Regions from separate parts of the Homo sapiens genome. Here region 2 is linked to region 1. The links are chromatin loops, found by intact Hi-C in ENCODE. Cell type or tissue: CD4-positive, alpha-beta T cell. All regions are shown on one strand. Each heading gives the region's core, and the rest is flanking DNA. Links, peaks and the distances in the headings are about the cores only. Region 1 overlaps BCAS3 (BCAS3 microtubule associated cell migration factor). Region 2 overlaps BRIP1 (BRCA1 interacting DNA helicase 1).

Region 1 (11,131 bases), core at 3,681-8,680:
GACACACATTTTTAAAGACTATAAACACAACAAACAGTTTGGGTGACAAATAAAGACAGAAAATACTGAAGGACAATCCTGTGTGGGCACTGATTCATTTTGCCTATAACTTTTTTTTGGAGGCAATCGATGGTGAAGTAAAAACACTGCAATTTTTGATGCATTTCAAGCAAAAACACTTGTTGCTTTCTTTGAGTAAAAAGTTCACGTCACCATAGACATTACTGTAGGTACTTTGAGAAAGGGTGAGAAGGTAGGAAGATTAGAGAAATCTCCCACAAAATGGACTTGAAAACAAGAATCCAATCTTTCTTTTTTTTTTTTAAACAGGATGGGGATTGAGATTATTAATGATAGTGTCATCACTTCTCCCCACTACATACAAAGTAGCCTGCATGGAGCTTTGCCTAGGGCTTATTAAATGTCACTAGAATTAAAAGTGTACTTTCAGGAGAATTGAAACTGTATATATTTATGTACGAATACTCCAATAAATAATTTGCTAGGTAGTTTTCCTTTTCTATTGTGAATCCATTATCATCTGTTAATTATTATCTGAATGTGTTGGCTACTACAACATACAAATTTAAGTATTTTTCTTTTCTTAAAGCTAAAATAAACCCAATAAATTTAGAAATTTGATGCCTAAAAATTAAAAGTCATAAAGAAATAATTCCTGTTGCTAAAATTCTAAGTACAGCAAGTATAGTTGACACAACTCCAAAAGGTAACAAGGTGGGCCTAGAACAAGGAATATTGAAAACTTAGGAGGCAAAAATTCCCTAGAAAAGGAGATGAAATCAACAGTTAGAAACAATGTTTATAAAATGCAAGAACACAAAGGGAAAAATAATAGAACTAGCTGTGAGGAATTCTACTGAAATATAAAAAATCTGTCTGAAAAGTTTCATGCAATTAAGTTTCAATCACAGAGTCAACCCAAACTTGTAAGTTAAATGAACAAAATCTCCTCCCTCAAAGTGGTAAGTTCATTACTTATTATTCTTAGAGCACTCCAAGATTTTGGAATGAAGAAAGTTTATTAAGAGTTGGTGCTCTTAAAATTTAAGAAGGTTTAGCAATTTTTAATTCATTTTACGTATTAGGATTGTAGTTTGACACTCCTTCAACAATGAAAAATCAAATATAACAGTAAAAAGACTATATTTAACACAAGAGGGAAGAAAGTAAATTCTTCATACGTATAAATAAAAATTTTTTAAAAAGATCTTTGACCTTAAGCCTCAACCTATTTCTAAATGTATCATATTAAAGCACCCTCAAAATTTCCCACTCCTCTGAATCAAGTTCAAATATAGTACTGACACTAAGTGCTCAAAAGTGGAGTTTTAGCCTAATGAAAAATCCCTGAATTAAGGCTCCATAATCTAACATCCCTTAGAACAAGTCTGAGGTGAAATGTGCTCCCCAAAGTATAAGTCCTCATTAAATTATTTCTTGAAAATACCCTATACTCAACTCTCCCATCTTTACCTCACAATGAATTTTGTATATCAACAGAGTAAATAGAAATGCTTTACTGTAGATGGAAAAAATATAGAATCCTATCTTCTTGTTTCAACAAATGTGACTTTATTACTTAAACTGCTAAACATACAAGATGTAGAAGTATCAGAAGTTGGTTCTGAGATAAACACTTTGTAGGAAGATGAAATATAGAATTAACTGCAAGATTTAAAGTGTATTTTCTTAGATCTGGAGAACTCAAAACTATTTAATTTTACATTTGCAGAACTTATCTTTATGTACTTTGTATACCTATACATTAAAGAATGTATACTTAAGGAACAATTTAATATAAAATCGAAGCATTTTCTCTTGAATAAAAAGTATAGCCACAACACATATACACCATGGAATACTATGCAGCCATGAAAAATGATGAGTTCATGTCCTTTGTAGGGACATGGATGAAATTGGAAATCATCATTCTCAGTAAACTATCGCAAGAACAAAAAACCAAACACCGCATATTCTCACTCATAGGTGGGAATTGAACAATGAGATCACATGGACACAGGAAAGGGAACATCACACTCTGGGGACTGTGGTGGAGTGGGGGGAAGGGGGAGGGATAGCACTGGGAGATATACCTAATGCTAGATGACAAGTTAGTGGGTGCAGCCCACCAGCATGGCACATGTATACATATGTAACTAACCTGCACAATGTGCACATGTACCCTAAAACTTAAAGTATAATAATAAAAGAAAAAAAAAAGAAAAAAAAGAAATTTTTTCCTAAAAAAAAAAAAAGTATAGCCACAAAATGTAAGTAACTTTCCTAAAAATCAAAATGATGTAAACTGAAAGAGCAAAGACTCTCTTCTCCTCACAGTCCCCTATTCTCCCGCCCCAACCCACGGACGCCTTCCTTCTTTTTACCCATGACTGTTAAGGATATTTTCTGGCTCTATTTCAGCATCATGACGCAGGTCATGAGAAGTGTCAAAGATGCATTTCCTTCAGATGGGAAAGAGCAACAGATTGTAACAACCATACAAAGATGGGAGTACAGTACGAAAGGGCCAAATCAGCATTTTTGACAACAGGGCAGATAAAACCTTTTCTATTCACATATACTTTATTTCCAGTTTTAAAACATTTAAATATCTATCAAAATATGCTTACATATTTTCCTCAAGATGAAAACAGGAAACCAATACTCCATTTAGCTGCCTAAATTATCAACAATTTGTGGAACAGTTTACCAAAAAAAAAGAAAAAGAAAAAAATCAAACTAAGCACACCACACGAATACTAATAGTTCAAGCCCTTCTCTTCTAAATTTACTTTTCCAAAAGTATGCCTATGACTTTACCTACGTACGTAAAACCTACTTTTACAAAAGATCCTTGACAGTAAGAACCACAAAGAGGAGTGATACCACGACCATCCCCAGTTGAGAAATAATGACTCTTCTTTCCCTGTAATTCCCTGTCAAGCCGAAACACTTTCCTAATCAGCTGGAGCACTGCCGGAAAACTATATTCATTTATGAGTACTGTCATGGTATTTTTTCCCTCATCTATGGTTTTATCAAATATAGACACATTTCAATCTGCTCCAAAACTAGACCAGAGTGAAATATTATTGAACATTAATTAAGCATTCCTTACTAGAGATGGCTCTTAACACAGAAAATGGAATGCTCTATTTCTTCTGAAGCCAACAACAACAGTGCCCATGTTAATTCCACCTTGGTCCATTCTGAAATAGTAATTTCCCTCTTGTGCCTCATTCTAGCTTCAATATTCTCACCTGCAAAAACACATCATCCAATGTTAATAACTCTTTCAATGAACCTTAAATCCTTTTCCTTTTCTCATCCTCCTCCAAATTCAAAATATCATTTACCTCATCATGGTAAGAACCATCAAAATTTCTACTTCTGTGCATAATCCTGGTATAGCCCTGATCCCTGTCTTGTTGTCCTTTTGTAGTTTACAACTATCAACTAGCAGATTTCTAGTTCCTGCTCAGATTTCAACCTCAAGACTATTCATGTCTGTTATTCTCAAGTCTGATAATTTCTAAATCTGTTCATATGGGTCAATCATTCAAACTCTGGCTACTACAAATCCTAAGAAGCCTACTCACTCTCTTCTCCCTCTCCAATTTTTCTCCAAATTAAAAAAAAAAAACATTTCAGATCTTCCTTTTGATAAGTACATAAGGAAATGAACATTCACTTCTTTTCCCAAAATTTGTTGTTCTACCCATTTGCACTTCTTTATCTGAATAAGTAGTTTTTACATTCATTCACTTCAGCAACTAAAAATTCCATCTCCAGATTTCCATAGAAATATTTTTATTTCAGTGGAACCAGACCAGAATTTCTTACTTAACTGTCCTCCTAACTAGGGAAGTAAGACAATAATCAAATGCAAACAGGTTCTCCAAATCCTCTTTTTGTTATTCTAATCACTAGACAAAAATAATGTTAACTCCTTCAACTCCTTGAAAACTAACTTCTAAGTTTATTGCCAGAAACTCTTTATTACCCCAACCCCACCCTGAACAGAGGATAGAAGAATTTCTTTGTGGGAAAACTGACCAGCGTACATGAAAAGACCTACGGATAGTGACTATTTGAGGTATGATAATAAAATGGCATTCCTACCTGATAGACCACTGATACCTATAAGGCGGTATGCCCTTCCCACATTCAAAAAGCTTCCAATCAGTTCCTTAGTATTGATTTGTTGATTAGCTGAATAAAAATGAATAAAATAAAAATGAATTATTAAATAATAGAATGTAAAAATAAAAATAATCAGCCAATGATCCATCAAGGATTCCCCATCACTGAGGTCAGTGTTTTGGTTCAATCAGTCTGATGGAGTCTAGGCCTCAGTATTTTTCAAATCTATCTAGCTTAAGTATAATGGACAGTCAAGGGTTGAAAATCACTGCTCCAGATGGGCTTGGTGGCTCACACCTGTAATCCCCAGCATTTTGGGAGGCTGAGGCAGGCAGATTGCTTGAGACCAGGAGATCGAGACCAGATTGTGCAAAATGGCAAAACCTTGTCTCGATTTAAAAAGGCAAAGAAAGGGAGACAAGAAAGGAAAGAAAAAAAAGGAAAGAAAAAGAAGGGAAGGGAAGGGGAGGGGAGGGGAGGGGAGGGGAGGGGAGGGCATAATAAAAGGAGCACAAAAAAGCTTCAAAATTTATAACGATCTCTTAAAGAGAGAAAAATATTACACATAAAATAAGAAAAGGGTGTGATAATAAAAAAAATTCAAAGAAAATCATATTAAAAAGATTGCAGAAATAAAAATGCAACAAGAAGACTGAAACATACGTTGGGGAAATTCTCATAAAGTTAAAAAAAAGATAGAAAATAGACAAGAAGATTAGGGGCTCAATGTAGAAGATACATTATTCAAGTAATAGGATTTCCAGGAAAGGGCCCAAAAAAAACCAACTGAGAAAAAAACAGAAGAGTTAAAAGAAGAGGCCTCTGGGGAATGACACCCGAGAGTGGGGAGGATAGGCCAAAAAGTGCCTCCTTTCACTATAAAATTATATTTTTGACTTTTATAATAAATGCATGTATTTCTTTGATAAAAAATAAAAATTATATTTAAAGGGTAAACAACAACAGTAAGTGTCCAATCAATGTTAATAGAAAAGAGTAGATAACTATTAGCCCTTATAATGCCTCAATGCCTCAAAAATGAAGTTTAATCACTCTGATATTATAAAGTATACAGATAACAAGTCCCTGAATAGCAACACATAGAGAATAAAAAAACATTTAGCATAATGACCCCACATACTCAAATGATATAACTAAAAAATTTGCCTCTATTCATTCAATGGTATTCACTCAGAGGAACTGGATCTGCATGTAGTACTCAGAAAGGATATTAATTGATAGTAATATATTTCCAAAGTTGAATTCTCTAAGAAGACGTTGAAGAATAAATCACAGAAAACATAATAAAAAGGAAGAAAGGCTATTTAAGATCTGATAAGACATTAACATCCCTAGTACCTCAGGTTCATGCCAGGGTTGCCTTGATTACAATGAGAAAATATTGCCCTCTAGAGGCATGTCTCATTAACCATTTAAAAATAAAACTATTTTGAAATCTGGAGTTTATGATTTGCCCATGTAAAAAATACATAGAAAAGAAAAAATATTTCCACAAGCAGTAAAAAGCAAAGAAGAAATTCTGGATTAGTTTCAAGGGATAACTACATCATCTGGCATTTATTTAAAGGCAAAACTTACAGAGAAAAGAAATGTGTTATATCCAAAATGAAATACACAAAAATATAAAATATCTACATAGAGTTTATTTAGGTTTAAAATATTTTTAAATTAATTTTCATAGCACTAAATTTTAAAGTATAATTTAGAGGCAATATAATATCAGGTTTCCTTTAAAATATATCCCACTGGCAATTTTATTTCCCCCCAAAACTACGTTATCTATACCTTTCTCTCAATTTTACTGAGAACCTAAAACTTCTCTTTAAAAACCTATTTAAAAACAACAACTGTACAATCTTCATTTAATAGCTTCTTCCATTAATGATTCTGAAATGAAAGCATCTTGTTTTCAGGAAGGTATTATGAGGTCACTCTTTTCTATCCACTTTCCCTAACAAACTCATCTGCTCTGTCTTGAGAAAATAGTAAATGTTAAAACTAGCAGAGTGCTATAGCAACATTTTTTTTTAAAAAAGGTGATAAAAGAATTTGAGAAAACAAATTCACCAGGAAAACTTTAAATCTGAAAATAACAAATGAAAAACAAAACTGCATTTGAGCTAAAACAATAAAGTACACATAATCAATAAAAATCCAGGTACTAAACTAAGATATCCCCCCACAAGATTTTTCTCCATTTAACATGTTTATACTATTTATATACTCTATGTCATATGAGGCATAAAATCTAAAGCAGAGCTACAGTGCACTTGATTGATTTTTCTTGGCAAAAATTAAAACATGCACATGGAAACTTCAATCCACAAGTAAACAGTGATGTGGAAAGAAAAGTCAAGAAACATCACATTATCATTGATTCTCTTAAGTAGGTGAAACTATATAAGGCTGAAATGTGTGGTTGCTTTGTATTTACAATTGTGATGTGGTCTGTATCAAGAAAACTACTGATCAACGTAAGTTAAAATTACAATAAACCATCAAATGAAAGCTATAAACAGAGTCTTTGAGTGGTAAAAGGAATGCCTCATACAGATGCTAAAAAGAAAAGTGATACTTCCAGTTTTGTAAAAGCACTTTACTGAAATATGGAGGCTCCAAGTCCAAGAAATGAGAGGCTTTGTACAAAGGTCTCCGAGTCTCATCAACTACTTCCATTTAGAAAAAGCAGAATCTAGAATTCAGATGCCAAAAGCTGTGACTCAAAGATGACCCCTCTGAGGACGAACAAGTTAATAGGAAAGGAGACACTTGCAGGAACTCTAGAGAACTGCAGAAGTGAATCCAAGATCTGTTTGTTAACTCAATGGAAATTGCAGGAAGAAAACAAATTCCTTCTAAGTCCCATGACACAGTGAACTCTATATTTTTGAACCTAAAATGGAAAACTAATTTGCAAAATTAAGAAATGGCAAAGGCTCAAGAATAGGTGTACTGATTTATAAAACCATATTTCCTGATGTATACAATTAAAATGAGCAAAAACCAATTAAAATGATAATACTACCATCACTTTTGGTTTTGCATTGGTGTAGCAATGTAGCAACTGAGCTTATCAACATTGAGCCTAGTATTGTTCTAAAAGCCTTTAAAGAATAAGTTCACAATTATTATATTTAATTTACTCATTATTTAGTGAATTACTCATTTATTCTGTTTTCTGGATAACAGGTACTGTACCAAAATACGAAAAATGAATCAGTTCTATAGACTCTCACATTAACAGCAGTATCAATAATGATACTAATGATAGAAACTACAGTAATCCTCTACTGAATATTTGATATGTGCCAAACACTATTTAAAGGGCTCTGATTCTCATAGTTACTCTATAAGATTGGTAATATTATTATTCCAATTTTACAGAAAGAAAAGTGAGGTACAGATAGAATAAATAATTTGTCTAAGATTACAGAGTTAGGAAATCATGGAAGATAGATTCTACCACCAGGAAGTCTGATTCCAGGTCCTCCAATTTCCTCACCAAGAAAGTTTTAACTTAGTAATCAGTAGCATCAAAAATAAAAGTAGACTCAAAATAGTAAGAGTCATCTACAACAAACTCATAGCCAACATCATACTGAATGGGCAGAAGCTGGAAGTATTCCTCCTCAAGAACTGGAACAAGACAAAGATGTCTACTCTCACCACTCCTATTCAACATAGTACTACTATAAGTCATAGCTGAAGTGATTAGGTAACAGAAATAAATAAAAGGCATTAAATGGGAAAAGAGAAAGTCAAATTATCTCTCTTTACCAACAATATGATTCTATACCTAGAAAACTCTAAAGACTCCTTAACCTGATAAATTACTTCAGTAAAGTTTCAGGATACAAAAATCAGTAGCATTTCTAGACAACAATAATATTCAAGCTGAAAACCAAATAAAGAACGCAATCCCTTTAAGAAAAGCCACAAAAAAATCCATAAAATACCTAGAAATACGTCTAAGCAAGAAGGTGAAAGACCTCTACAAGGACAACTACAAAACACTGCTGAAAGAAATCACACATGACACCAGCAAATGGAAAAGCATTCCATGCCCATGGATTGGAAGAATCAATATTGTTAAAATGTCCATTATCACCCAAAGTAATCTAAAGATTCAATACTATTCCTACCAAATTACTAATGTCATCTTTTCACAGAATTAGAAAAAACTATTCTAAAATTCATGTGGAATCAAAAAAGAGCCCAAATAGCCAAAGCAATCCTAAGCCAAAAGAACAAAGCCTAAGACATCACATTTCTTTTTCTTTTTCTTTTTTTTTTTTTTTTTTGAGACACAGTCTCACCCTGTCGCCCAGGCTGGAGTGCAATGGCTCACTGCAACATTCAGCTCACTGCAACATTCAGCTCGCGGGTTCAGGTGATTCTCCTGCCTCAGCCTCCTGAGTAGCTGGGATTACAGGTGCACACCACCACACCCAGCTAATTTTTTTTGTCTCTTTAGTAGAGACGGGGTTTCACCACGTTGGCCAGGCTGGTCTCGAACTTCTGACCTCATGATCCATCCGCCTTCATCTCCCAAAGTGCTGGGATTACAGGCGTGAGCCACCGCGCCTGACCTGAGACATCACATTTCAAACTGTACTACAAGGCTATGGTAACAAAAACAGGATAGTATTGGTGCAAAAATAAGACACATAGACCAATGGAAAAGAACAGAGAACTCTGAAATAAAGCTGCACTCCTACAACCACCTGATATTCTTCGACAAAGTCGACAAAAATAAACAATGGGGAAAGGATATAACTATTCAATAAATGATGTGGAGAAACTGGCTAACTATATACACACAGAAGAATTAAGCTAGGCTCCTACCTACTCACCACATACAAAAATTAACTCAAGATGGATTAGAGACTTAAATGTAAGACCTGAAACTATAAAAATTCTAGAAGAAAACCCAGGAAAAACTCTTCTGGACACTGGCTTGAGCAAAGAATTTATGACTAAGCCCTCAAAAGCAAATGCAACAAAAAAAATTGACAACTGGGACCTAATTAAACTAAAGAGCTTCTGACTATCAACAGAGTAAACAGACAATCTACAGAATGGGAAAAAAATACTACAAACTATGTATCTGAACAAAGGACTAATATCCCAAATCTATAAGAAGTTTAAATCAGCAAGCAAAAAACAAATGACCCCATTAAAAGGGTCATTTAGACATGAACAGACACTTCTCAAAAGAAGACATACAATGGCCAATACACATATAAAAATGCTTATCACTAATCATCAGACAGATGCTACAATAAGGTACCATCTCACACCAGTCAGAATGGCTATTAGTAAAAAGTCAAAAAACAACAGATGTTGGTGAGGCTGCAGAGAAAATAGAATACTTATGCACTGTTGGTGGAAATGGAAACTAGTTCAGTCCCTGTGGAAAGCAATTTGGAGATTCCATAAAGAACTAAAAATAGAATTACCATCTGACACAGAAATCCCACTACTGGGTATATGCCCAAAAGAAAATAAATCATTCTTACAAAAAAAACACATGCACTTATATGTTCATCGCAGTTCTATTCACAATAGCAAAGACATGCAATCAACCAAAGTGCCTATCAATGGTGGATTAGATTGTTTAAATGTGCTACATATGTACGACGGAATACTATGCAGCCATAAAAAAAGAATAAAATCGTGTCCTTTGCAGCAACATAGGTGCTGCTGGAGGTCGTTATCCTAAGTAAATTAACACAGAAACAGAAAACCAAATATGTCATGTTTTCACTTATAAGTGGGAGCTAAACATTGGGTGTATACAGACACAAAGATGGGAACAATAGACATTAGGGATTCAAAAGTGGGGAGGAAAAGGGTGGGGAGGTTGAAAAACCACCAGTTGGGTACTATGTTCACTATGTGGGTGACGGAATCAATGGAAGTCCAACCTCAGCATCATGCAATATACCCATGTAACGAATCTGCACATGTACACTCTTAATCTAAAATTTAAAAACCAATAATAATAGGCAGAAAGTGGAAAACAATCAGTACAGATAAAGGGTTTACAGAAGGAGCAAATATATGAAATTCAACACTATTTTTAGAGAGAGAAAGTACATCACAAGCTGGCCTTTAAAGATGGGGTTGAATGTGTACCTGAAGAAGTAGGGAGAAAGTAACTTAGGTGTAGAAACATGGTATTGAAGCTGGAAAGCAAAGATATGTAATTAAATTTACTTAGGGCACAAATAACGGTGGAAGATATGCTTTATTCATTCAACAAAAATTTACTAACTGGTGAAAGGAATGCCTATTCTCCTAGAGGACTATTTCTTACCTTTGCCTTTCTCCTCAAAGCTCCAATACCTGCACCCATCCTCACTACCCATTTCCTTATGATAAAAGAAGCAACATCCTCTGTCTCCTCTAAATGTTCCTGCTTCCCCTTACATCAATCCTCCCTGAAAGACTTGTCGACACTGTCTTTTCCTATTCTTACTAAAATCCACTGGGACCAGGAACTTACCATGCCACCAAAAGTATTCTTATCAAAGACATATGTCTTTTACACAAGGGGTTCCCAACTCCCAGGTGGTGGACTGGTACCGGTCTGTGGCCTGTACGAAACCAGGCTGCAGAGCAGGAGGTAAGTGGCTGTCAAGCTGGCATTACCACCTGAGCTCACCTCCTGTCAGATCAGCAGCAGCATTAGATTCTCATCAGAGCACAGACCCTGTTGTGAACTACACATGCAAAGATCTAGGTTGCACACTCCTTATGAGAATCTAATTCATGCCCGGTGATCTCAGATGGAACCGTTTAATCCCAAAACCTCCCACCCCTCCCCACACTGGCCCATGGAAAAACTGTCTTCCACAAAACCGGTCCTTGGTGCCAAAAAGGTTGGGGATCACACTTCTACATTACTAATTTTAATAGTCTTATTTTTCTCAGTTCTTCATTG
Region 2 (11,131 bases), core at 2,691-7,690, 840 kb before region 1:
AGCTGCTGCTGATAAAAGATTCTATATAATACCGACTAATAATATTACATATTTGTAGTTCTGATCTTTATTTTTTGTTTATTTTTGTTGACACATAATAATTATACATACTTATGGGATTCAGTGTGATAATTTTCATACATGTATATGATGTGTAATGATCAAATCAGAGTAATTAACATATCCATCGCCTCAAACATTTGTCATTTCTTTGTGTTGCGAATATTCAGAATTCTCTCTTACAGCTTTTTGAAAATATGTAAGAAATTATTGTTAACCATATTTACCCTAGAGTGCTATAGAATACCAGAACTTATTCCTCCTGTTTCTCCAATCTAGCTGTAGTTATGAATTTGTAAACCCACCTCTCCTTATCCTCCCCTCCCCTCACCCCTTCCTAACCTCTGATAACCACAATTTACTCTACTTCTATGAGCTCATTTTTTTTAGCTCCTACATATGAGTAAGAACATACAGTACTTACCTGCCTATGCCTGACTTATTTCACTTAATATCTTCCAGGCTTACCCATGTTGCTGCAAATAACAAGGTTTCAATATTTTTCTATGGCTGAATAATATTCCATTGTGTATATGTGTCACATTTTCTTTATCCATTCATCTGTTGATGGACATTTAGGTTGATGCCAACTCCTTGTCTATTATGAATAGCGCTGCAATAAACATGGTGTTGGCTGGGTGTGGTGGCTCACACCAGTAATCCCAACACTTTGGAAGGCTCAGGTAGGAGAATCACTCAGGCCAGGAGTTTGAGACCAGCCCCGGCAACATAGCGAGAACCCCATCTGTACAAAATTTTTAAAAAAATTAGCCAGGCGTGGTGGTACGTGCCTGCAGTCCTAGCTACTTGGGAGGCTGAGGCATGGGCGATCACTTGACTCTAGGAGTTTCAGACTGTGGTGAGATATGATCATGCTACTGTACTCTAGATTTTCTTTCCTTTGGATAAATAGTAGTAGGATTGCTGGATTATATGATTATATGGTAGTAATATTTTTAGGTTTTTGAGAAGCCTCCATTGCTGTTTTCCGTAATGTCTGTACTAATTTACATTTCCACTAATAGTATATGAGTTTCTTCTCCACATCGTCACTAACATTTGTTATTTTTTTTTGTCTTTTCGATAGTAAGCCATTCTAACTGAGTGAGATGATATCTTATTGTGCTTTTGATTTATATTTCCCTGATGATTAGTGATGTTCAGCATTTTTTCATGTTCTTGTTGGCTTTATGTATCTTTTGAGAAATGTTTATTCACACCCTTTGCCTATTTTAAAATCAGATTTTTTTTTTTTTGCTGTTGAGTTCCTTGTATATTCTGGATAGTAGTCCCTTCTCAGATGAATAGTTTGGAAATATTTTCTCCCATTCTACAGGTTGTCTCTATACTCTGTTGTTTCCTTTGCTGTGCAGAAGCTTTTTAGTTTGATACTGTCCTATTTGTCTATTTTTGTTTTTGTTGCCTGTACTTTTGAATTCTTACCCATAAAATCTGCCTAGATCAGTGTCCTGAAGCTTTTGCCCTATGTTTTCTTCTAGTAGTCTTATAGTTTTGGGTCTTATGTTTAAGTCTTTAATCTATTTTGAGTTGGTTTTTGTAGATGGTGAGAGGGATCTAGTTTTTTCCTTTTGCATATGGACATCCAGTGTTCTCAGCACCATTTATTGAAGAGGGAGTCCTTTCCCCGATATGTGTTCTTGGCATCTTTGTTGAAAATCAGTCAACTGTAAATACCTGGATTTACTTCTCGGTTCTCTATTCTGTTCCATTGGTCTATGTGTCTATTTTTATACTAATACCATTCTGTTTTGGTTACTATAGCTTTGTGTAGTACATAGCGTGGTGCCTACAGTTTTCTTTTTGCATACTATTACTTTGGCTATTCAGGGTCTTTGTGGTTCCATATGAATCTTAGGATTGTTCTTTCTATTCCTGTAAAGAATGTTATTGGTATTTTGATAGGGATTACATTGAATCTGTAGGTTGCTTGGAGTAATATGTAGTTCTTATTTTCATTTTATTTATTTGGTTAACTTTTTTAGAGACAAGGTTTCGCTATGTTGCCTAAGCTGCTCTCAAACTCCTGGGCTTAAGCGATCCACCTGCCTTGGCCTCCCAAAATGCCAGGATTATAGGTGTGAGCTACTGCACCTGGCCTTGTAGTTCTTATTTTTAAATGCTGCTGAAAGCTATTATTAATGTTATTGTTGATAATACTGATCAACATTATAAATTTTGAGGAGTTAGGTTTAGAGTTTAGTAGAAAATTCCTTTTCTTTTTTTTTTTTTTTTTTTTGAGACGGAGTCTCCCCTGTCACCCAGGATGGAGTGCAGTGGGCGATCTCGGCTCACTGCAACTTCTGCCTCCTGGGTTCAAGTGATTCTCCTAAATCAGCCTCTTGAGTAGCTTCTCAAGTAGCACCTGACACCACGCCCAGCTCATTTTTGTATTTTTAGTAAAGATGAGGCTTCACCATGTTGGCCAGGCTGGCCTTGAACGCCTGACCTCGGGTGATCTGTTTGCCTCGGCCTCCCAAAGTGCTGGGATTACAGGCGTGAGCCACGGAACCTGGCCAAAAATTCTTTTGATATCTGTTGAAGATGTTTATGGCTGAAATCTTTTGAGTCTAAACCGCTTGACCATAAGCACATCTACTGTGCCCTTGGTTGAGTACCTTAATTTTAAGCCTAATGCTTTGATTGATTTCTCCTTTTGGTTATGTAGTATGCTGATATATGTTGATCATTGATTATGGTCTGCTCATTGGTAAAATATAGCTGTATCTATAATTGTATATCTGTATCTTTATATCTGTTTTATTTTTAAGCTAGAAATTGCATATTTTCTTCCTTGGCTTTAGGTGGTATAACTCTACATATCTCTAGAAATGGAATAATTTTTCATAAGTGGGTGATTTATTACTCATAACATTAAGATATAGGCCTCTGACAATTTCTCATAAGTCTGAAAACTTCTTGAACAAGTTAAATCTCTCAATTAAATCTAGTCCCTCAAATGATAACATTTCACTAGTGTGACACTGAATTTTTGTTTGCAAGAAGATGTAAGAGATATATGTCATACTAATTAAACATGCATAAAGTAAATTTAACAGACATCAAAGCACTTTTGCAATGCAAAGAACATATGGTTGAGCTCTAATATTTGTTTCTTTTCATGGTAGTCTATGATGAAAAACATGACGTATAAAGTAATTTTATGTGCTTTCTGAAAGGTTATGGGAAAAAAAAACCCAAAAATACATAGGTAAAATGATTTGTATTTTCAACTTTATTTTTTTCTTCCTAACATAAAAATAGGATAAGTACTTATAATAGAAATATAATTATTATAAAATGTATAGTTTTAGTGAGCATGAATGTTTCTCCTTTTTGTATGTTAAGTAAATTTTTAGTAAATTTCTCATGGATTTCTAGCATTAAATAATACATCTAGGTTTTCAGAGAACAAGGACTAATTATTTCCAAGAATGTAATATAAGAAAAAATAATGGGGATATGAGTAGAGGTAATTTATTTAAAAAATGGGATTTTTGGGTGTCATAGGGGAGTAAATATTTTTCCTTGTAGGAAATTACTTTGGTTTCTGCTGTAACATTTCTTAGTCTTTGCAAAGTGACTTATTATAAATCATAAAAGTATTTTCTGTAGATTTTGGGATAGGTGGTTTCATGAAAAGTAGAAGAAAAATAGTTTCATGTGTATTAATGTCGTAAGTTTTAATATTTATTATACAGCAGCTTTTGAAATGAGTTTATTGCCAAAACTTTTGGATAAAGTAATTGAAAAAAAAGTAGTCCATATATTAGAACTTTTCTTATGCTGACAGATCATATGCCTCACTTTTTTTTATATTTTTTTATTTTTGCTTTTTTCTTCAGACCAAAATGCCTCACATTTTATCTGTTGTATTTTAATCTAGACCTTGTAATAATCTTGAATAAGGTAAATTGATAGACTTGGGTAAGTAACTTTTTTGTGAAAACCAGTTCCTTCATATGGAAGGAAAAAGAATGGGAGACTAGATTTAATGATGCTTTATTTATTTATTTATTTATTTATTTATTTATTTATTTATTTATTTTTTGAGAGGGAGTCTCGCTCTGTCGCCCAGGCTGGAGTGCAGTGGCGCGATCGGCTCACTGCAAGTTCCGCCTCCTGGGTTCACACCGTTCTCCTGCCTCAGCCTCCCAAGTAGCTGGGACTACAGGCGCCCGTCACCACACCCAGCTAATTTTTTATATTTTAGTAGAGACAGGGTTTCACCGTGTTAGCCAGGATGGTGGCTCACTCCTATAATCCCAGCACTTTGGGAGGCTGAGGCGGGCGGATCACGAGGTCAGGAGATACGTTATATCTAATTGAATTCTAACACCTTTAAATTCTAAGGACGCTTTTCCTATCTTGCTTTTTATTATATGATACTAGGGAGTACAGTATTTTTTAAATAGAAATATTTATTTGGATTCATAAATTAATGGTTTAATTCTCATCCCTGCAAAGGTGTGTCTTAGTCTTCACGTTTTTCAAATCTGCAGTTGCATTACTTTTGACAAACCTTCTTCCATAAATTAAATGGTAAATTAGTTTGATGATTTCTGTTTTCCCCTGAATTTGACATTAAACTTTTTAGGTTCTTCAAATTTTCTTAGTTTTTATGAAAATCATTTAGTTTCCACCTAGTGGATTGGAGAAGTAGATTGTTGTCTCTTTATTTTTCTATCATTTCTAGTCTCCTAACTCTCTTTTCAAGTCGGAAGATAGTGTCAGTACCTTTTCTTATATAATTAACTTTCTGGTGTCCCCTGCTTGATCCCTTTCCTTACAGTTCAGATTTATTTTCTTAATCTGACAATTCATATGTCAAAGTTCTAGTGAAGCATCTGTCTCCACATGGTCAAAATATAGTTAAGAAAAACATTGTTTTTTAGAATAGTATGTTAACGTTTTGATATTACTTTGTTCTATCATTCATAATCATTTTCTCTAGATTTATTTATATTCTGTTCTTTTTTTAGTAAATCCTCACAATAGCCAGGGTTGTCTTCAGATATATTCTTATGCTTATACCTGCTTTTTATTTATTCATTAAATAAATGCTAACATTCTTTATATACTTTAATTAAAGTAATTATATTTGATTTAATGTAGCAGTAGCATATTATTTTAATTCATAACTTGGGCCTGGTGTGTGGAAGACACTTGGGTCCAGCAGAGTGCGCTGTTGACCTTCTTACAAAGTGTTAACACTGGGGCGATCCTTAGGCTATTTTTCTTCCTTTTTCTTCCTCCCATACCCCATTTTTATTTCCTTCCTTCCTACCCTTCTTTCTTTTACTTTATGGTTTTAATTTACTTTTATTTAAAATAGCTATTTAACATAACTGCATATATATGCTGATACTGGTGCTTACTGTGTTATGTGCCAGACACTCTGCTAAGCACTTTAGAAATATTAATTCACCTGGCAAATACAGGTTCATGTGAGTTGATGCTTATTGTCATGTTCTTTTAACTTTTCTTTGGGTTTGACAGTTTTCAAAATAAAAGAATTTAACTCAATCTTTATAACAACCGTATCAGGAAGGTATTAATATTTTCCGCAATTATAGCTGAGGAAACTGAGCCACAGAGTATTTGAATAACTTGTTCATGTCACAAACCTGGTGAGTAGAAGCTGGATTAAAACCCAGGCAGTCTGGCTCTGGAATTGATCCTCTAAACCACCTCACTATTCTGTCTCTGAATAAACTCTTCCAGATGACTTTTTGATGACAGTTCATTTTTATACTGTTACAGGTCATATTATATGCATTACCATGCAGGTTATTTATTCAAGATTCGTCCCTTTTTTAGTGTCTCAACACCAAATCTAAGCATTTACAATGCTTACCCAAATTTATAATTATTTATTTATTTGTAGGTTTAACTGTTTTTTGTTTTGTTTGTCTCATTACCAGACTGACCATAAGGACAAGTGTAATGTCTCTTTTTTTCAGTTTTTTATAACCAGCATCTGGCACAGAGCCTGCACCTAGTAGCTACTTGTATTATTTGTTGAATAAATGAATGAAAAAAATGGCCATAGTTAAGTAGATGTATGATTCACCACTGTTTCTTGTAGCTTACAATTTTTACTCAGATCCTTATACCTAAGAGGGTATGACAGTATTGTTAAATACAGGTGACTTAATGCAGATTTAAAAATAGTTTTTGGCCAGGCATGATGGCTTATGCCTGTAATCCCAGCACTTGGGGAGGCTGAGGTAGGTGGATCACTTGAGCCCAGGAGTTTGAGATCAGCCTGGGCAACATAGCAAGACCCTGTCTCTACAAAAAACAAACAAACAAAATTAGCTTGGTGTGGTGGCTCATGCCTGTGGTCCCAGCTACCAGGAGGCTGAGGCAGGAGGATTGCTTGAGCCCGGGAGGTAGAGGTTAAAGTGAGCTGTGATCATGCCACTGCATTCCAGCTTGGGTGACAGAGCAAAACCTGTCTCAAAAAAAAAAAAAAAAAAAAAAGAGTAATAACATTTTTTGAAAAACCTTTAACATTATAAAAACCAATACAGAATAAAAATTAAAATGTTCTCCCTTATGTTAACCCCATCTCCCTTTCTGCTTTCCAGAAGGAAACACCATGAACACTTTCATGAGGATCTTTCTAGATCCGTTTCTATAAATTTATAAGGATATTTTTAATAGTTCTTTTACAGTTTTGTTTGTGCATTTAACTCTCTTGTTTATGGGATTTATTTTCATGCATGTATGAGGTCAGGCTCTAATTGCATATTTTCCCAAATAGTTGATCAGTTGTCCCAGTGTCACTTAATCATTTTTCCAGTTTTGAAGTTTTGCTGTTATCATGTACTAAATTGTTATATGTACTTGGATTGGTTCCTGGACTTTTTTTTCTCTTTAATTTTTTTTTTTTAACAGTATGTGTGAAAAAATATGTCAAAGAATTCCACTTGGCTTCAAACAGAAAAGCAGTAGACCCCTGCCCTAATTCTATTATTCACCAATTCCCACTATCTGAAGTAAATAATTTTCAATTATTTATCCTTTGTATTCTGATAGTTTTTGAAGTAGCATGCATATTTTGCTTTTCTCTTGAGTTTTCGGTTTTAGATACTTTCTGTTGTCTTCCTCCTATTCTTTTCTCCTTTCTCATTACTTCTACCCTTCAGCCTGCCAGCATTTGGTATTTGTATTGTTATAATTCTATAAATATTTAAACTTATTACAGTTCTTTCCCCAAACCAGTATTTATTTTTTTTGGTGCTAGTAGTTGTCTTGTCCTTTGCTTAGTTTCCTATGTACCTGTAACTATTTATCTCCAAACTCTCTGTTAGAAAGTAAAATCTATCAGTTCATTTAAATACATCAGGTCAAGATGTCCATATTTTTAGACTTTCAATATTTAGTGGAAATAATGAAAAATACTCTTTTATATTGAATTAAATTTTATATTTCTAAATAACTTTTTTCTGAATATAAAAGCATCATCTAAGAGAAAATTTGGGAACCACCAAAATGTGTACTTAAATTATTAACATTAATCCTTAATTAAACTGTCTCCTCAATATCAACCCCTGATATTCTGCCTGCTGTCTATTCTTAAGTGCGCACATGTGCGTGCACACACACATGCAATGTTATCTGTTGCTGTAACAAACCAACCATTTATTTAGCTTACTGTTGTGGGGGTCAGCAATTTAGGGTGGGCTCAGCTGGGCATTTCTTCTGCTGATCTCAGGTGGCCTACTCATGTGTCTGTGGTCAACTGCAGGTCAGCTGTAAGTCAGCAAGGCAGCCCTGCTTCAGGGAGTTGATTGGTAGTCAGCTGGGACCATGAGGTGGGTCTCTCTCATCATCTAGCAGGCTAATTCTGGTTTATGTATATGGTGGCCTCAGGGTTCCAAGAGCAGCAAGAGAACAAGCCCCAGTGTACAAATGCCTTTTGAGTCTGTTTGTGTCAGGTTTGCTAATGTTCCAGTCACCAAAAGCAAATCACATGACCAAATCCAGACTCAAGGGGTAAAGCTCACATCTTGGTAGGAAGAGCTACAAAGTAACCTTGAAAGGGAGCTTATATACAAAGATAAGTAGAATTTGTTGCCATTTTTGTTACGTAGTATATATTACATATATACCCAGTATCAACTGAGTATATATGTAAACATTTCCACCATAGAGAACACTACTATGTTTTCTCCAGGCTCTCAAAAAAATCGTAATTATTGGGCCGAGCGTGGTGGCTCACTCCTGCAATCAGGTGTTGTACAGAGCTCAACCCCTGTAAAGGGGTTGATACTGTAGTATATATTACATATATTTGTTATGTAGTATATATGACATATATTACACATATATTACATATATACTCCCTCCCCACACACAAAATTAGGATTATAGTATATAGCTTTTATTTTTCACCTAATATATCACGGTCATAGTAAAATTTAGCAGGTCTATTTTGATGGATACTTTTTTGTCGTAATCTTTTTTCCTATGCCAGTGGTTGGCAAACTATGACCCATGGGCAGAATACAGCCTGCTGCCTGCTTTTATAAATAAAGTTTTTTTGAACGCATTTTACATTTGTTTATACATATTGTCTGTGGAACTTTTGCGTTATAACAGTAAAGTTGAGTAGTTGTGACAGAGACCATATGGCTCACAAAACCTAAAATATATACTCTGTCTATTTATGTATTTTTCTTTTCTTTCTTTTCATGTTCAGCCAGCAGGAAAATCTCTGGCCTTTTAGAGAAAAAGTTTGCCAGCCCGTTCTATACTATTGTAATCTTGGTTAAGTTAGGCCAGAGGTTAGTGGAGTTAGTGTGAATCTCTTGCCTTGTCTGCAAATTTGCCTAGGGGTAGGATGATAGAATGGATGACTAATTGCTTGAGTATGTCCTTCAGCTCCAATAATTATGGCTTTTTTTTTTTTTTTTGAGGTGGAGTCTTGCTTTGTCACCCAGGCTGGAGTGCAGTGGTGCAGTTTTGGCTCACTGCAACCTCCACCTCCTGGGTTCAAGCAATTCTCCTGCCTCAGCCGCTCGAGTAGCTGGGATTACAGGTGCCTGCCACCATGCCTGGCTAATTTCTTTTATTTTTAGTAGAGACAGGGTTTCGCCTTGTTGGCCAGGCATGTTTCGAACTCCCAACCTCAAATGATCCGCTTGCCTTGGCCTCCCAAAGTGCTGGGATTACAGGAGTGAACCACTGTGCCTGGCCCAGTAATTATAATTTTTTGAGAGCTTGGAGAAAACATAGTATTCTCTATGGTGGAAATGTTTAATTCTCAAAAGTTTCAAATCTTCTTTATCATATTGAGTGAACTTGGTGAATATTTCAGAGAAAGTTGACAAAATTCAGCCACTCCTCTAAGTTTTCTTGATGTGTAGATACATTAATGAAATAAATATGTATAGCAACCCATCCGACATGAGTGTAGCTATTCAGTGGTGATAGTATCTGCAATTGTCATGTAGAACGTTTTCATTCATGGATACTGGGTGTGGAAAGATAACTTTACCTTTGAAAACTACTTCGTTAATTGACCAACTGTCTGCCCAGTAAATTTATCTTTCGGTTATTTTAGCTTTTTAAAAGTTTGGCTGTCACAAAATTATAGAGAAATTGGAAGTACAATCCAAATATCTTTTTTTATTGAGCCATTTAAGAGTATGTTGTTGCCCTGATGTTCCCTCACCCTGAAATACTTTAGTGTCTATGTCTTATAAGCAAAGACATTCTTATACATAATCACAATATAACCATAAGAATCAGGAAGTTAAAATTGATTCATTGTTGCCATCTAATACTCAGAACCGGTTTAAATTTTAGCAGTTGTCTTAATAACGCTTTTATAAAAGCAAAAGAATCCAGTCAGAACCATGCATTGCATTTAGTTATCACTTTAGTAACTTCTTCAGTCTGGAACACTTCTTCAGTCTTTCCTTGACTGTCATGATTTTGACACTTCAGAATATTACAGCTTATCTAGAATGTCTCTTAATTTGGGTTTTCTCATTAGACTGAGGTTATTTATCTTTGGCAGGAATGTCACAGAAGTGATGCCTTCTGCTCATTGCATCTTATAAGGTGGCACGCAGTTTCATTTTTTCTCATTAATGATTGATAACTTGATTAATATGATATCTGCTAGGTAAAAAATATAACTTTACAGTTATCTTTTTGCCTTTATAAAAGAGGACTTTATGGGGAAGAACTCTGAAATTATATAAATAACATGTCCTTACAAAAATTCAGTTTACTCATTTTATTTATATCTTTATGGACTTGTGATTTTCCATTTTATTCGGTGAGTTATAATTATTATATGATTTGTTTTGGTACTCAAGTGGGAAACCAGTTAAGTTGCTTGTGTCTTTCTGACATATATCAATCATTCTTGGAACGCTTCCTTATTTTTTGGCAAAAGATAGTGTTCCAGGCTCACCTTATATTTTCCCTGCCCTAGTCTCGGATTCAGACATTTCTCCAAGGAACCCTGGTTCCATTTAGTGAAAAATAACATTTGAACGCTGTGTTCTGGGAGTTAGTTTTGCTCATTGCTGTTGGAGTTGCTGCTCCAGGCCCTTTCAGCAGACAGCTAGAGAATATACACAATGTATTGTGTACACAAACCCAGACTCATAGACATATACATTTATGTCTATATTTTTTCTGTATCTGTCTGTCTGTACACTGAAAATTATGAGTGTTTATACCAATACATCCAGTTCCATTCCAGTACCAGAGGGCCCATTCTAATTTTCTTCCTTTCTGTATGTTTAACTGAAAAACCTTGTTCCTGATTCCTCTGAAAGTTAAAAACAGAATTACCATATGGTCCAGAAATAACATTTCTAGGCAAATATCCAAAAGAATTGAAAGCAGGTACTCAGATACTTGTACACCAGTGTTCATAGGAGTGTTATTCACAATAGCCAAAAGGTGGAAACAACCAAAATGTCCATTGATAAATAAACGAATAAACAAAATGTGGTGTATACATACAATGGAATATTATTGAGCCTTTAAAAGGAAGGAAATTCTGACATGTACTACAACATAG

What was found. A loop is a pair of places that touch in the nucleus more often than their neighbours do. Peaks named below come from ENCODE experiments on the same cell type or tissue, not always from the same donor. Only the 100,000 strongest peaks of a DNase experiment are listed, where the experiment ranks them.
Region 2: it touches region 1 in a loop (3-fold over the local background); 4 of 110 quality-filtered maps call a loop at or near these places.

The regions. Positions count from the first base shown.
Region 1 is chr17:60,996,902-61,008,032 of GRCh38, reverse strand. The region is part of intron 15 of BCAS3 (BCAS3 microtubule associated cell migration factor); the gene reads right to left. Among named protein-coding and RNA genes, the nearest start is that of BCAS3-AS1, 130 kb to the left of the region's middle. In CD4-positive, alpha-beta T cell, for the core only: CTCF peaks have their summits at 5,393 and 5,592 (motif pointing left); no DNase peak of the experiment used is centred there.
Region 2 is chr17:61,831,542-61,842,672 of GRCh38, reverse strand. The region is part of intron 6 of BRIP1 (BRCA1 interacting DNA helicase 1); the gene reads left to right. Among named protein-coding and RNA genes, the nearest start is that of BRIP1, 26 kb to the left of the region's middle. In CD4-positive, alpha-beta T cell, for the core only: CTCF peaks have their summits at 5,065 and 5,264 (motif pointing right); a DNase peak (open chromatin) is centred at 5,272.